2 separate regions of the Homo sapiens genome follow, and region 2 is linked to region 1. Evidence: chromatin contacts called from ENCODE Hi-C data. All regions are on one chromosome and are shown on one strand. The core of a region is the stretch at or near the end of the contact, and the rest is flanking DNA. Distances in the headings are between cores, read along the strand shown. Region 1 holds the start of OTX2 (orthodenticle homeobox 2). Region 2 holds the start of SIX6 (SIX homeobox 6).

Region 1 (6,095 bases), core at 609-3,108:
CCTACTCCCCTCTGTTGCTAATAACTTTTGGTGCCTGTAAAAAGTCCCGAGCTGAGCAGGAGAAATCCTGACCCCGAAGCTCTAGGATGGAGGGGAGAATTTCTAGGAGCGACTTCCCCGTCCCCTCCCCAAGCAATCCACCACCGCAGGGTCGGCGCCGCTCGGCCTTCGCTCCCCGCGCACCAGTTCTATCTGTGAAGGAAGCAAAAGCCAACTCGGTGGAATCCTGACAGGGGACTTGGGTTTCCAAAAATATGTCCCGAAATCGGGCATCGATTTCAAGAGTCACTTGAACGCAACAACGCGAAGACTTCTTGGGAGTTTGCAGAGCGACCCGTCGCCCGCGCCCGGCGCTGGCAGGGACCTTCGGATGGTTCTTACTGGGCCGATCCATGGCACAGGCTGGGCCTCGGCGAACCCCTCGGCCCCCGCCCGGCCCCGAGCCACGACACCTCATTGTCCTGGAGCCTGGGAAGGGGGTGCGCGAGCGCGCGGGCGAGCCCTGCCTCTCCCCGCCAGAGAACAGCTGAGGGGCCGCGGTCCCAGCGGGAGGATTCCGGTCCCTGGCCCGGCCGCGGCCTTGGGCGGAGCAGGGGCCACTAGCTGCCACTTCTGCCCGCCCCAGGTGCGCGCGGAGGGCTACGTGGGGCGGGCCGCGACCCGGCAAAGTCATGTTGAAAAAACACTCTTCACGTTCGCTCGGCCTGGTGACCAGGGTCGGGGACCACGACAACCGGGGGTTGGGAGGCTGCGTAATTACAACCCAGGGTGGTTTGGATTTTGGGGGGTGGTGGATATTTAAAAACAAAAAGGAGATCTGGAAGCTTTTGGGAGAAACAGACAACCGAGCTGTGCTAGGCTGAGGGAGAGGAGGCCAAAGAGAGCGAGCAGTGAGCGCCGGGGCGGACGAGAAGCCAGCGCTCCCAGCCTCCTCGGTTATCCGCTCCGGTTTCCGCTCACGTTCAACAGGGGCCGACAGGGGCTCGAGCGGCGGCCCCCGGCCCAGGCCGACCCGCAAGCGAACCGAGCTTCCGGCGCGCGGGCCCAAGGAGGCGCCTGGCTTTTTATTATTGTTGTTTCAATCCATCCATCTAGTTACATCTGCATCTTTTTGTCTCGGACTCTAAAAAGGTCCCTGGGATCCATCCAAACGACCCCAACCAAATCTGGGGGCCAAAACGCAAAGATCGCGGGAGAAGCCCAGAACGGCGTTGACATAAAAACAAAACCACAAACAAAACCTTCCAAAACACCCCAGATTACATTCGCAGCGTTTCGACGACGTTTTGCAGAAGCGACGACCCCCAGGAGCACGCTCTCTGCCTCTCTCCCACTACCGCTCTCATCTCTAGATCACATTTTTCTTTTTGCAACGATCGTTATTACACCTCAAAATTTGTAAGAGAAAAAATACATCCGCCTACAGAACTCCACGTTCGCAGAGGGGCATCGGTCGGTCTATTGGAGGTACTGGGGTGATGGCCGACAGACACGGGGACACGTAGATATGGATATAGACAAGACAGACGGACACTTACCTTACAGCCTCATGGGAGGTTAGAAAAAGTCAAATATCCTTTAAATTCCAAATAGCCAGCTATCCTAAAAGAAATCAAGAGTATTGAGTTAGAAACCTTGCAGTCTTCACCCTTCCATGAAAAGTCAAACACAACCAAAAAAAATTTTTTTTAAAGAACGAAAATGAGGAAGGCGGCTAGAGTTCTAAACACGCGTGGGCCCCTCTGCAATACATACAAAGTAGATGTGGCGAGTGAGGGCTGCTCTAGCAATTTTTATTTTTAATCACAGTGGAGGCTGTGTTGGAGCTGAGGCCGGTCCCGCTCTCAGGGAGATTTGCTGAGAAAGCGCCTCTCTGGCAACTTTTTGACGCAAACTCTCCAACCAATGGCAGGGAGAGAATGATTGACACATCTAAGCCAGAGGGAAAATAATAAAAACACACAACAGGGGGAGGAAAACAGGCCGCTGCTGCACGGGGGGACGAGCAGGCAACAAATCCAGGCCTCCGACATTACCAGAATGTTCTTTAAAGACACTGGGCTTTGCTTAAAATATACATTATGGGCCGGAGCATGTGAACTAATTGTATAATTAAAATGATGGACAGGGAGTTCTTCTCTTACCCTCTTTTCCCCTGCTTCCTTTACTCCGAAATTTCCTTTCCTCTCTTTTTTTTTTTTTTTTTTTTGTTGTTGTTGTTTTTAGGGAAGGGAAGAAAGGAAACCCATGCAATGTAAGATGGAAGATAAAAATATTTAAGTAAATGCTGGAGAATGGCGGGTTAGGGAGTGACTGGGTTATCACATTCAACCCCAGCAATAAGTGTGTGGATGACAGGCAGAAAGCAAGTCAGACTGAAACTCAAAAACACCACTATGCCGTCTCAGACAGGGCCAGAGCACGCTGACGGCCAGAAAGGGTAAAGGAGGGAGGCCTGGGAGTGCGATGTGGGCATGTAGGGAAAACAGAGAGAGAAAGATACACAAGTCCAAGAACAAACTATTTTCTAAAACTCAGTGTCTTCTCTATTCCCTACGCCCTTATAAATATCCTTACACATATAAATAAATGATCCCCGAGTGAGAGACCCCGGCTTCTGGTAGGTTCCTGGGGTTTTTTGGAATTGAGAAGCCCACGACAGACTGCAGGGAACACGAACCCCGGAATCTAATCTCAGGGCCCATTTAGGAGAAGTAGCTGGGACCACATCGGGCCTCGAGGATGCGAGTGTGAGGTCGACAAGATATCGTGGAAGAGAGCGAACGAGGGAGGCCCCCGTTGGAAACAGTTTCTGTGTTAGAACAAACGCCACCAAACGACCGACACTGCGAGGCCTGGAGCTACCTGGGCTGGCGCCGCCCGAGCCCCGGGCTGCGAGCCCAGAGGCTGGGAAGTGATGGGACCTGGGGGCCCGAGCCGGAGAGTGCGACCCCCAGCCCAACTTTTTTGCCTGGCATAGAAAGCAGGGACCGGACAGGTTTCAAACGGATCCGAGTCCCTAGAAAAGCAAAAACAGACTGGGCGGAGTGTGGGGTGGGGGGTGGCTAGTGGAACTGGTGAGTGTGTGTGAATAAGCTGGGTGGGGGTGGGAGCAGAAGACAGCTCTTGCTTCACAACACCCAGTGCAGGAAAAGAAAAATAAAATCTCTTCCTAAATACCCCACCCCCCGCCACCCACCCACCACCAACTACCATCACCACCACGGCCAGTGGGCCCAAAGAAACAGCTCGCTGCCTTTAATTTGGGGACCTATGTTAATGAAGTTGGTAATTAATTCGTCGCTTTGTTGTCGGTTCTTATACTGTATGTGTACTCAAATGTGGCCGTCCTTGGGATTTACAGCAATTAACGAATTACGGGAGTGCGCACGAGGCAGCAAGCTCTCGGCAGCCGGGCTCCGGCTCGGGCTCGGCCTGGGGCTGGGGACTCCGCGGCAGCGGCCCCTGTCACAGGTGTCCCTAGAGCTTTGGGCCCTGGCGGCCCCTCGAGCCCCCGAGGGGCCCGGAGCCCGCCCAGCTCCTTCCCGGCCCTCTGCAGCAGCTCCAGTCCGGAGACCCGCTGGCTGTCGCGTTCCCAGGAGTCAAGAGTTTCTAGGGGCCCGGGCGGGGGGGAGGGTGAGTACCGACCTTTTTTCTCACCCCACCCCCACTGTACTGAAACACCTGGCGGCCGCCCCCGAAGCCTTTAATGGGGATGGTGGTGAGGAGGGGGTAACAAATGCCCCGGGCGTTATGACCCTCGTGGCGCTGGCTGTCGGAGGCACTGGTTGGGTGCGCTTGGTCAGAGTCATGATGCTTTCGATGAAGGAAAGGCAAATCCACCTCGATCACCTGAAGCAGAGTCTCCTTCCTACCCCTAGAAAAGACAACGTTTCCCCCAGTTTGATCACAATGATGTTTAAAGCATAAAAGAGCCGAAAAAGAAAAATGGACGTTGTGAATCTGGCAGAGGGGAAGGCCGGAGGAAGGCCTTGGGGACAGTGGGCATGGGGTGGGATGGAGAATGATCAGAACATGCGCTTGTGAGCTAAACCAAGTAAACCATTTTGGACTGGGAGATCCATCTGCCGTAGGGTCCAGTGTCCAGGGTAACCTTTCAAGCCCGATGTAGAGGTTTGCGATGTCCTCCCAGATGGCGGGGGCAGCTGAATCTCCCTAAAAATCCCCCTGTTCTATTCGACAGGGGCAGATTTATGCATGGTGGGGCGTGAGAGGGTTTTGCCCTTCCAGCGGCCGGCAGCAGACAGCTCCCGCTTCTCCTTTGCCCTCTAGTCTAATAACTTCGCAGAAATACAGGGCCAATAAACTACGAGTTGGAAATGGACAGTGTTAAATAAACAAGGGTCTCTTTAAAATTCTCATCCACTTCAGATGTCTAAAGTAAGATTGTGATGATTTTGTCACGGTTTGGTAAATTTACCCCTTTAAGAGGCTTTCATAAATCCCAGAACACACCTTCAGCCAGATTTGAATATAGATTTAGGTTTTAAAACCCAGAAGCTGGAAACACCGCTTTATCAAAGAGAATTTCCCTTTAGCTTAGCAATGTGCTGAAGCTCTTAAAAGATTGGATCTGAGAGAGAGAGACAGAGAGGAGAAAGAGAACTAGAGACAGAGAGAGGCAGACAAGGAAGGGGGGGGGGGGTGAAAGACTTTCTTTTTCTTTCTAGAGGAATTCTGCCCAGACTCTGCAGCAGTTGGTAGCAGGCAAGCTTTCTCCTGGGTGTCGCCTTGAAAAGTTGCAAAATTGCTCTTCACCTGTAAGAACATGCTCTTTATCTTCCAGTCTCTTCTTGTCAATTTGGAAATTGCAGACTGCCCGGCTCAGGTACAGTCCCCACAAACCCTATTCTAGGTCAGGACAAAAGCCACTGGCTTTGGGGGAAGGGGGCTGGGCTCTTTTACTGAAAACCTTAGATGCTTGGTGGGAGAAAAAGACTCTTTGGATGAAAAGTCTAACTCTTGATTTTCAGTAAGTTCTTGAACTTCCAATTTACCTAGTATCTGTTCATTGTATTTCTGTGTTTAACTTTTTTTCTGTGTCCTGTGTCGTTAACATTTTTTTTCTATGAATCTGACTTATGGTAGCATGCTTTGTGTTTTTAAATAATTTTCATTAAAAAGTGGATGGTTTTTAATTGCCACTTGTACAATTATTTTGCTACGCATATGAGATATAAGCATTCAGAAGCTAAATTAAGAAAGCCAATACGAAGGGAATCAAATTATTTGTCAGAGCTTGTGTGCAGTTTCTAGAATATGTCTAATATGCATATTTTGAAATCAAGATTCATGTGTGGCACTAACTAGGCTCAATTTCTCCACCGCACAAGCCAGGCCAGTTTAAAATATTCCAAACTTTCCTCCAAGTTTATTAACTTTGGTGGGGGGAGTGGGGGAGGGGGAGGGGAGAGAAGACATCCCGGGATTCTTCCAGGCTAATTAAAAAAGAAGAACAAAACCCATATTCCGTGAGAACATAGCCTTTTGGGGGAAAGGAGCCAGTTAGACTTCCTTAACACTGAATTCAGAAATATGAACATTAATTTCCAATCTTTTCAGCAATTCACTGGACAGTGAGGGACTACATTTTGCCTTAGAAGCACCATAATACCTAGAAAGAAGTCATTTTTTCATTAGGTTTTTAGATATATCTTTATTATAAACTTTGAGGAGATTAACCTTAATTTTTTTAACAAGGATTTAAGACTGGAAATGCAGACAAAATTTAGGGGAAAAAATAAGGCAACAGATCACTTATAAATTAAGCTTGGGTCTCTCACTCCCTGCATTGCGGTTGCCTCAAAAAAGAGGGTAAGGGAGAAAGAAACAACTTCAAAGATAGGATTGGGCTGTCTCGATAAAAGAGTAGGGAGGCAAACTCCAAATGCGAAAAAGAGGAAAAGAGGACCATGTTGTTCCGGAATGAAACGGATTAAGATTGTGTGACAAGTGCGAGATGTGGTGCTGTGAGACATTTATGAGCGGAGTGTGAGCCGGGAGCTGTGCCTCTGTCCCTGAGAGTGTGGGGACCAAGGGTGTGTGCAGAGCAAGGTTAGGGTGAGGGATAGGAA
Region 2 (6,268 bases), core at 2,448-4,947, 3.7 Mb after region 1:
TTTTAAAACTTTCTAGATTATTTTATACTTTTTTAGAAGTAGAGTTATAAAACTAAAAGCCAGTTGTCACCACCAACACTCGGCTTTGAGACACAGGAAAGGGAAACCAAGATCTCTTCCAAAGTCCAAATCACACAAAAGACTGGGGACCTCATTGTCTTCCAGTCTGTGACTCTCAGATGCAGCACAAATGTCTTTATCAAGGAATTCAGATGGATTCAATTACCGCATTCTTAAAATAGCTGATTATGTGAAATTGTGTGAGAAAAAAACAAAAACACAACATTTTAAAAAAGACATTTGACTTAGGAAAAGTCAAAGAAAAGATAAGATTGGAACCCAGAGGTAGGAAAGTATTGACTTCTAAGCACTGCTCTCCTCTGGCAAATGTGAGCAGGGTGTGACCAGGATTCCACCTGTCCTCTACTCTAGAGAGGAAAATCAGTAGGGGCAGAGCGAGGAGTGAGATCCCCATATGTGCAGAAGTCCCACACTGAACTCCAGATATTTCCGGCATGAGCCTCAGAATTCCCTGGGGGCACTTTGCCTAAATCCAGCACGAAACAGTTAGCTACAAAACCAGCCCTTGGACATCATCTTCTACATGATTTTTTTCTCCATATTTGCCCCACAAAATGCAACTCTAGAGAAAGCTGAGTAGACGTCTATGGATTCCCGGCAAGACCCGAGCCTTTGTCCAAGACCTCATGTCCCAATCTACTAGCTGCAAACCACCAGTAGCAAGCTGCAAAACCACCCAGACAGGCCCAAGGCCAAGGGCTGCCACTGTACTTTCTCGATTTCCCGGTCAAATGCAAAAGAAAAATGAAATGTGGGATAAGAAGTGAGGGGTTGCCTGGAGGGTTGGCACAAAACCTCAAAACTGGTAAAAGAAAAAAATATATACCCTTCTGTAAAATTAAGAAAAGCCAGCCCGAAGTCACAGCTTTCGTCTGGCAAACTTGGGAGAAGTACACCTTAAAGGTGGGGTGAGGGTCACCGCCTTCCCCAAAAGAGGGTTATTCCTAAGGAATCCCGTGGAGCTTCCCTCTTTCCCAGGGGGCTCGGCTCACATACTTCTTCCTGTTCGTCCCTTCCCCTTGTGAAGCTGGTGAACAAATAAGTGATTCCAAGGTGCCCTGGCGCAGTCTATTTCCTTTGGGTTAATAAAATTAAATCAAGTCCCTTGCGATGGCGAAGATGGATCTCCTGATAGTAGTCCCCAACCTCCAGGCACTTCTCAGTCCCTTCCTGCCAAGCCACCAGACAGTGCTCCTACTCTGCCACACGCAGCCCGCACCCTTCTGGCGGCTCCCGCGAGGCCAACTCAGACTCTCAGTTCCAGTTGCCCGCGAGCCTCAGACACGCAGAAGCTAAAGCGCCCTCATCTAATTATTTGCAGAACTATTATCCAAGAAATGGGCCATGGGATAAATATTCCCATTTCCTGGATGGGGCCCCTAGACTGTCCACTTGCTCACAAAGATTAAGGGTAAGAAACCAGCTCTCCCCGAATGTGCCGCTTCCAAACTGTCCAGTAAAAGGGCGAGAGGGAGACGTGTGGTCTCCTGGGGCATGGACAACCTCTCCCACCTCAGCAGCTAGGCGCTGGGATCGGGGTCGGCTCTCGGCTCGGCTCGCGGGCTGTAAGGTCTCCGCGGACCCCACCGCCTCTTCTGCGCGCTAAGGGTGAGCGCCAAGCAATTTCGCGAGCAATAGCCGGCAAAGTAACCACCCCGAGAGGGAAAATAAACCTCTGCAAACTGGAGCAAGGGGGTGCTTTCCTCCCCTGGCCAGAAGCTCCGGGATCGCAGCCCTCCCGGGTCCGGCTTCATCCCTGCCCGGCCACCGAGGCCCTCTTTTTCTGCACCGCGGATTCTCCTCCGCCTGCGTGTTCGGGGCCCTTGTATCCGATGTTTCTTTCTAAAAGTTGTCCTTCCGGCTGATTCGGAAGTCGCTCCAAGGGAAAGAAGGTTTATGCTTTGTCATTATCTTCATCGCCCTCTTTATTTTGCCCCTGCCTTGTCGTATTTCAAGAAAATGAACTCTTAGAAAAGAAAGCCTCTCCGTTGAGGCGGTTGGCAATCTCACAGAAATGATGTAAATGGTTTCAGGGCTTTTTTCTTCCCCTCTGCTATTTTTTTCGAGTGAACTGTGAAGATCTGTGAAAATAATATCAGGGTTTTCCGTCAGAACGAGCTTTGCCCTGCACTCAGGCGTGGCGTGATCTGACCCGACACCTCCAACCATCTGTGCTATCTATCTGCCTTCTGATTTACCAGATCTGTACAAGCCGCATACAAATTGTACTTGATACTAAAGAAAAGACAGTCGGGTCCAGTCCAGTTCGGCTGTGAACGTTCTCACCTGATTTCTGTCTAGGGATGGACCTCCCCAAAACGGTTTTCCTGGCGTTTTTGTTATACAGCCCCCTACCAGTTATTTTCTTCAAACTAAACAAACCCCTACCACAGGCCCAGATGAGATCATGGTTTCTTTGACCCAGGCCTCAGAAAATGGTATGATGTGGACTGCCAATTGGGAATCAATAAAAGTTGCCAATTCACTCCACTAGCCCAAAGTCAGAGCCACCAAGCCACTCCTTCCTCACTACAGGAGGGGTCAATAATCAGCGGCTTAGGAAGTGCTTTCTGGGCCCCCGCATTGTCGTGGATGCCCTTCTGTATTGTATTTTTACTGAATTGTTTTTGAGCTAAAATGCCAAGGTTAGAGTTGTTATCCCCAGCTCAAGAGGTATAAGTTCTAACACAAGGTAGGGGCAAAATAAGCCTACAAGGAAAGGAGTTAAGTCGATATTTTAAAAAAGATCTAGGAAATAAGCTTTTAAGTTGCTGTCCTGACCTACCAATGACTTCTCGGCTCTAGATGTGGCTATGCTGCACTTTGTTCAAGTCCATTAAACTGGGGGAGGGGGAGAAAGTATATTTCTCCCCCTTTATTTGGAGGTCCCTACAGCCCACCCTTCTTTTCTTAAAGTGTCTGACTTCGTGGTCTGCATCTGCGTTATCAGACGTGAACATGTCCTTGTTGGCATTTAAAATTATTTTAGTGGGCTTTGAAGGGAGTAAGGCTAGAGTTCAAACTGACCTCTTCTACAGATCCCTGGTCCTGTTCCTGCTGCTCCAGATTTGCTTCCCACTCAGCTGCTTTGGCAACTGGAAAGGGGAAGAGGGAGGCATGCAGAGATGGGTACTTGGGAAAAATGAGAAGATCGCTTCCCCCCACCGGCTTCCTGCTCCCACCGCAAGGTTTGCTGTTTCGTTACAACTAAACTTGCGAATTCTCGGAGCATTTCAGTTTGGCCCAGTCCTCTTTGTCCTCTGGAGACCTCTCGACCGAGACAACGCATCGCCCCAAAGTGAATTCCTGAATTCCTGTGGCATCACTGCCTATTTGGTGGGAAAAAGGGAGGGAGGGGTAGAGCGGGGTGGGGGAGGGAGGAGTAGTGAACGCTGCCGCACTCGCCTCTCTTTTTCTCCCAGACACTCGCATGTCTTTTCAACCTCCAGGTTCTGCAAAATACTGAAGAAAAGTCCAGGAGCTAACGGCGGGCGCTGTCGAGCACGGGGAGGTGCTGAAATAGTCCTGGCGTGCTGATTCAAGCTTTGATTGGCAGAGCCACCCGGTGACTGACAGGGGGTCTCCATGGCGCCCGCGCCGCCAATCCGCCCACCCCAATAGCGGAGCCAGCTCGCCTGCCGGCGTGCCTGAGCCGAGCCGAGCCCGAACCCCAAGCCGCGGAGCCAGCACCTCCTCCAGTCGGGGTCGTCCGCTCCCGGCCGTTGAGCCACCGCCGCCACCCGGTAGTGTGTCCCGCTGCCCCAATCCGCCTCATCAACAAGCGCCTGGCACACTCAGCCAGGCCCGCGGGCATCTGCTGCGTGTCCCGCTCCGGGCTCAGTGCCCTCGCCGCCGCCGGCACTGCCTCGATGTTCCAGCTGCCCATCTTGAATTTCAGCCCCCAGCAAGTGGCCGGGGTATGTGAGACCCTGGAAGAGAGCGGCGATGTGGAGCGCCTGGGTCGCTTCCTCTGGTCGCTGCCCGTGGCCCCTGCGGCCTGCGAGGCCCTCAACAAGAATGAGTCGGTGCTACGCGCACGAGCCATCGTGGCCTTTCACGGTGGCAACTACCGCGAGCTCTATCATATCCTGGAAAACCACAAGTTCACCAAGGAGTCGCACGCCAAGCTGCAGGCGCTGTGGCTTGAAGCACACTACCAGGAGGCTGAGAAGCTGCGTGGAAGACCCCTGGGACCTGTGGACAAGTACCGAGTAAGGAAGAAGTTCCCGCTGCCGCGCACCATTTGGGACGGCGAACAGAAGACACACTGCTTCAAGGAGCGCACGCGGCACCTGCTACGCGAGTGGTACCTGCAGGATCCATACCCTAACCCCAGCAAAAAACGTGAGCTCGCCCAGGCAACCGGACTGACCCCTACGCAGGTGGGCAACTGGTTCAAAAACCGCCGACAAAGGGACCGAGCGGCTGCAGCCAAGAACAGGTCGGTACCTAGAGGCCTCCGCGCTTTGAGCGCACCGGGGAGGAGGCGGGTGGAGGCACCTCTGGCGCCCTTACCCAGTCCCTGGCGACTCCAATTCAGCAGGAGTTGGGAGCGCGGTCTGTCTTGGGTTAAGAGCCCTGCGTTCTGGGCTCCTGGCCGGGAGTTCCCTTGCCGGCTCTGCTTCCCCACCCGCTGGCTCCCCACGCCTGCGGGCAGCTGCAGCAGCTGGTCCCGGTCACCAAACCAAGGCTTCACTGGGACGGAGAGGGGAAGAGAAATAAAAAATTAAAATCCTACAAACAGTTAGGGACCCCAAGACCCAAAGCTAATTCTTGTCAGCCTGGGCACAGGCTCCTACTATTAATCGAAGCCTGGCTTATTAGCAATGTGTCGGTTTCATGTTAATTATCATTTTCAAAGCCCAGGTATATCCCTCCCTAATGCTTTGAAAACAGTTTTCAATGGACTTTTGAGAAATGGGAAGTCGAGTTTTCCTCTTCCCATGCGCTGCCTGCCACTCTTGTCTCAAAACAGCAAACTAGTCCGTGGGCCGAGGCTTTTCGTTTCCCGGAGTGTGGATCTCGATTAGCCAAACATTTTGCGGAAGAGCCCGGCCTCATCCCCCAGGCCCAAATGCTCCTTACAATCCTTTTTGCCTTTAGGTCGGGCCGACCCGATCCAACGCGATCGCGGGAGCACTTGCTCAGGCGTAAGCCCCAGGCAGACGCACCGTTAGAAATGGTATCCCATGTCCCTGGGACCGATCTGTCCTTGTCACCCACACTTCGTTTATTTCCTGACAGTCCTGTAAATCTCCCAAAAGTGCACAACAAACAGGGAGGACACTGCAAGCCCAGTATATAAAAGACCTGGGAGCTGCGGCGCTGAGAAAGGGCGCGAATCATGGTGGGGCACAACAGTAGGGACCCGCGGAGGGGCGGCCGCGGACTCCTGCCCGACCTCTGTCGCCTTGCCGAGTAATCCTCGCCTTAACTGCTGGGGTCTTCGGAAGAACCTCTAGCCGCCGGGCTGGAGGGACGCAGGAGGTGGTGGGGGCGGGCGACGGGCGGCTGTGTTACGAGCTGTGACCCGTGTTCCCTTTCTTCCCCGTAGACTCCAGCAGCAGGTCCTGTCACAGGGTTCCGGGCGGGCACTACGGGCGGAGGGCGACGGCACGCCAGAGGTGCTGGGCGTCGCCACCAGCCCGGCCGCCAGTCTATCCAGCAAGGCGGCCACTTCAGCCATCTCCATCACGTCCAGCGACAGCGAGTGCGACATCTGAGTTGCCCATCCAGGATGCTCAGAAGCAGATTCCAGTGTAAAAACGAGAAAAACAAAATGAAAGAGGGGAAGAAGATGAGAGACCTGCAAATCCAGCGCCACAGAAGCCAGGTGACCAGGGACCCGCGGGCTCGGGTTGCCGTTTCCCGCCCCACCCCGCGGCCGGCCTGGCTTCACTGGCGCCCTTTGGCCGCGACCACGGGAACCAGCGGTGAGGCCTGACCCAGCACCACGTTCTTCTTGCTTTGCTTTTTCCTAAGGATTTTGCTGCAAAGTCTCCTTCGGAACCCGAACTGCAAGCTGAGCGCCTGCCCAGATTCTCCCATGGGTATTTCACGTCGAAAGGACGCTGTTACATATGTATAACTTTCGCTTTAAAGTTTTTTTTTAACAAAACATATATATGCTGTTTATTTACTTATTTAAGAGACCGCCATGGTAGGTTTCTCTGTAGCTTGGGGAACT

Evidence for each region. A loop is a pair of places that touch in the nucleus more often than their neighbours do. Pooled maps may share reads with other maps.
Region 2: a map of naive thymus-derived CD4-positive, alpha-beta T cell shows a loop between it and region 1 (36-fold over the local background). The contact joins the promoter of SIX6 here to the promoter of OTX2 in region 1. A Hi-C loop is called at or near these places in 1 of 168 maps with a recorded cell type or tissue (naive thymus-derived CD4-positive, alpha-beta T cell), 1 of 37 single-sample maps with no recorded cell type and 7 of 50 pooled maps.

What each region holds. Positions count from the first base shown.
Region 1 is chr14:56,808,621-56,814,715 of GRCh38, forward strand. It overlaps OTX2 (orthodenticle homeobox 2), which reads right to left and starts at 1,859. Exons shown (of 5, transcript NM_021728.4): 1 at 1,756-1,859; 2 at 1,539-1,602. OTX2-AS1 (OTX2 antisense RNA 1) reads left to right here and starts at 4,538. Exons shown (of 4, transcript NR_029385.2): 1 at 4,538-4,849. RefSeq lists an enhancer at 3,239-4,131.
Region 2 is chr14:60,505,449-60,511,716 of GRCh38, forward strand. SIX6 (SIX homeobox 6) reads left to right here and starts at 3,698. Exons shown (of 2, transcript NM_007374.3): 1 at 3,698-4,522; 2 at 5,636-6,268. The coding sequence starts at 3,951. The coding sequence ends at 5,804. It also overlaps a transcript of C14orf39 not described here. RefSeq lists an enhancer at 5,566-6,268.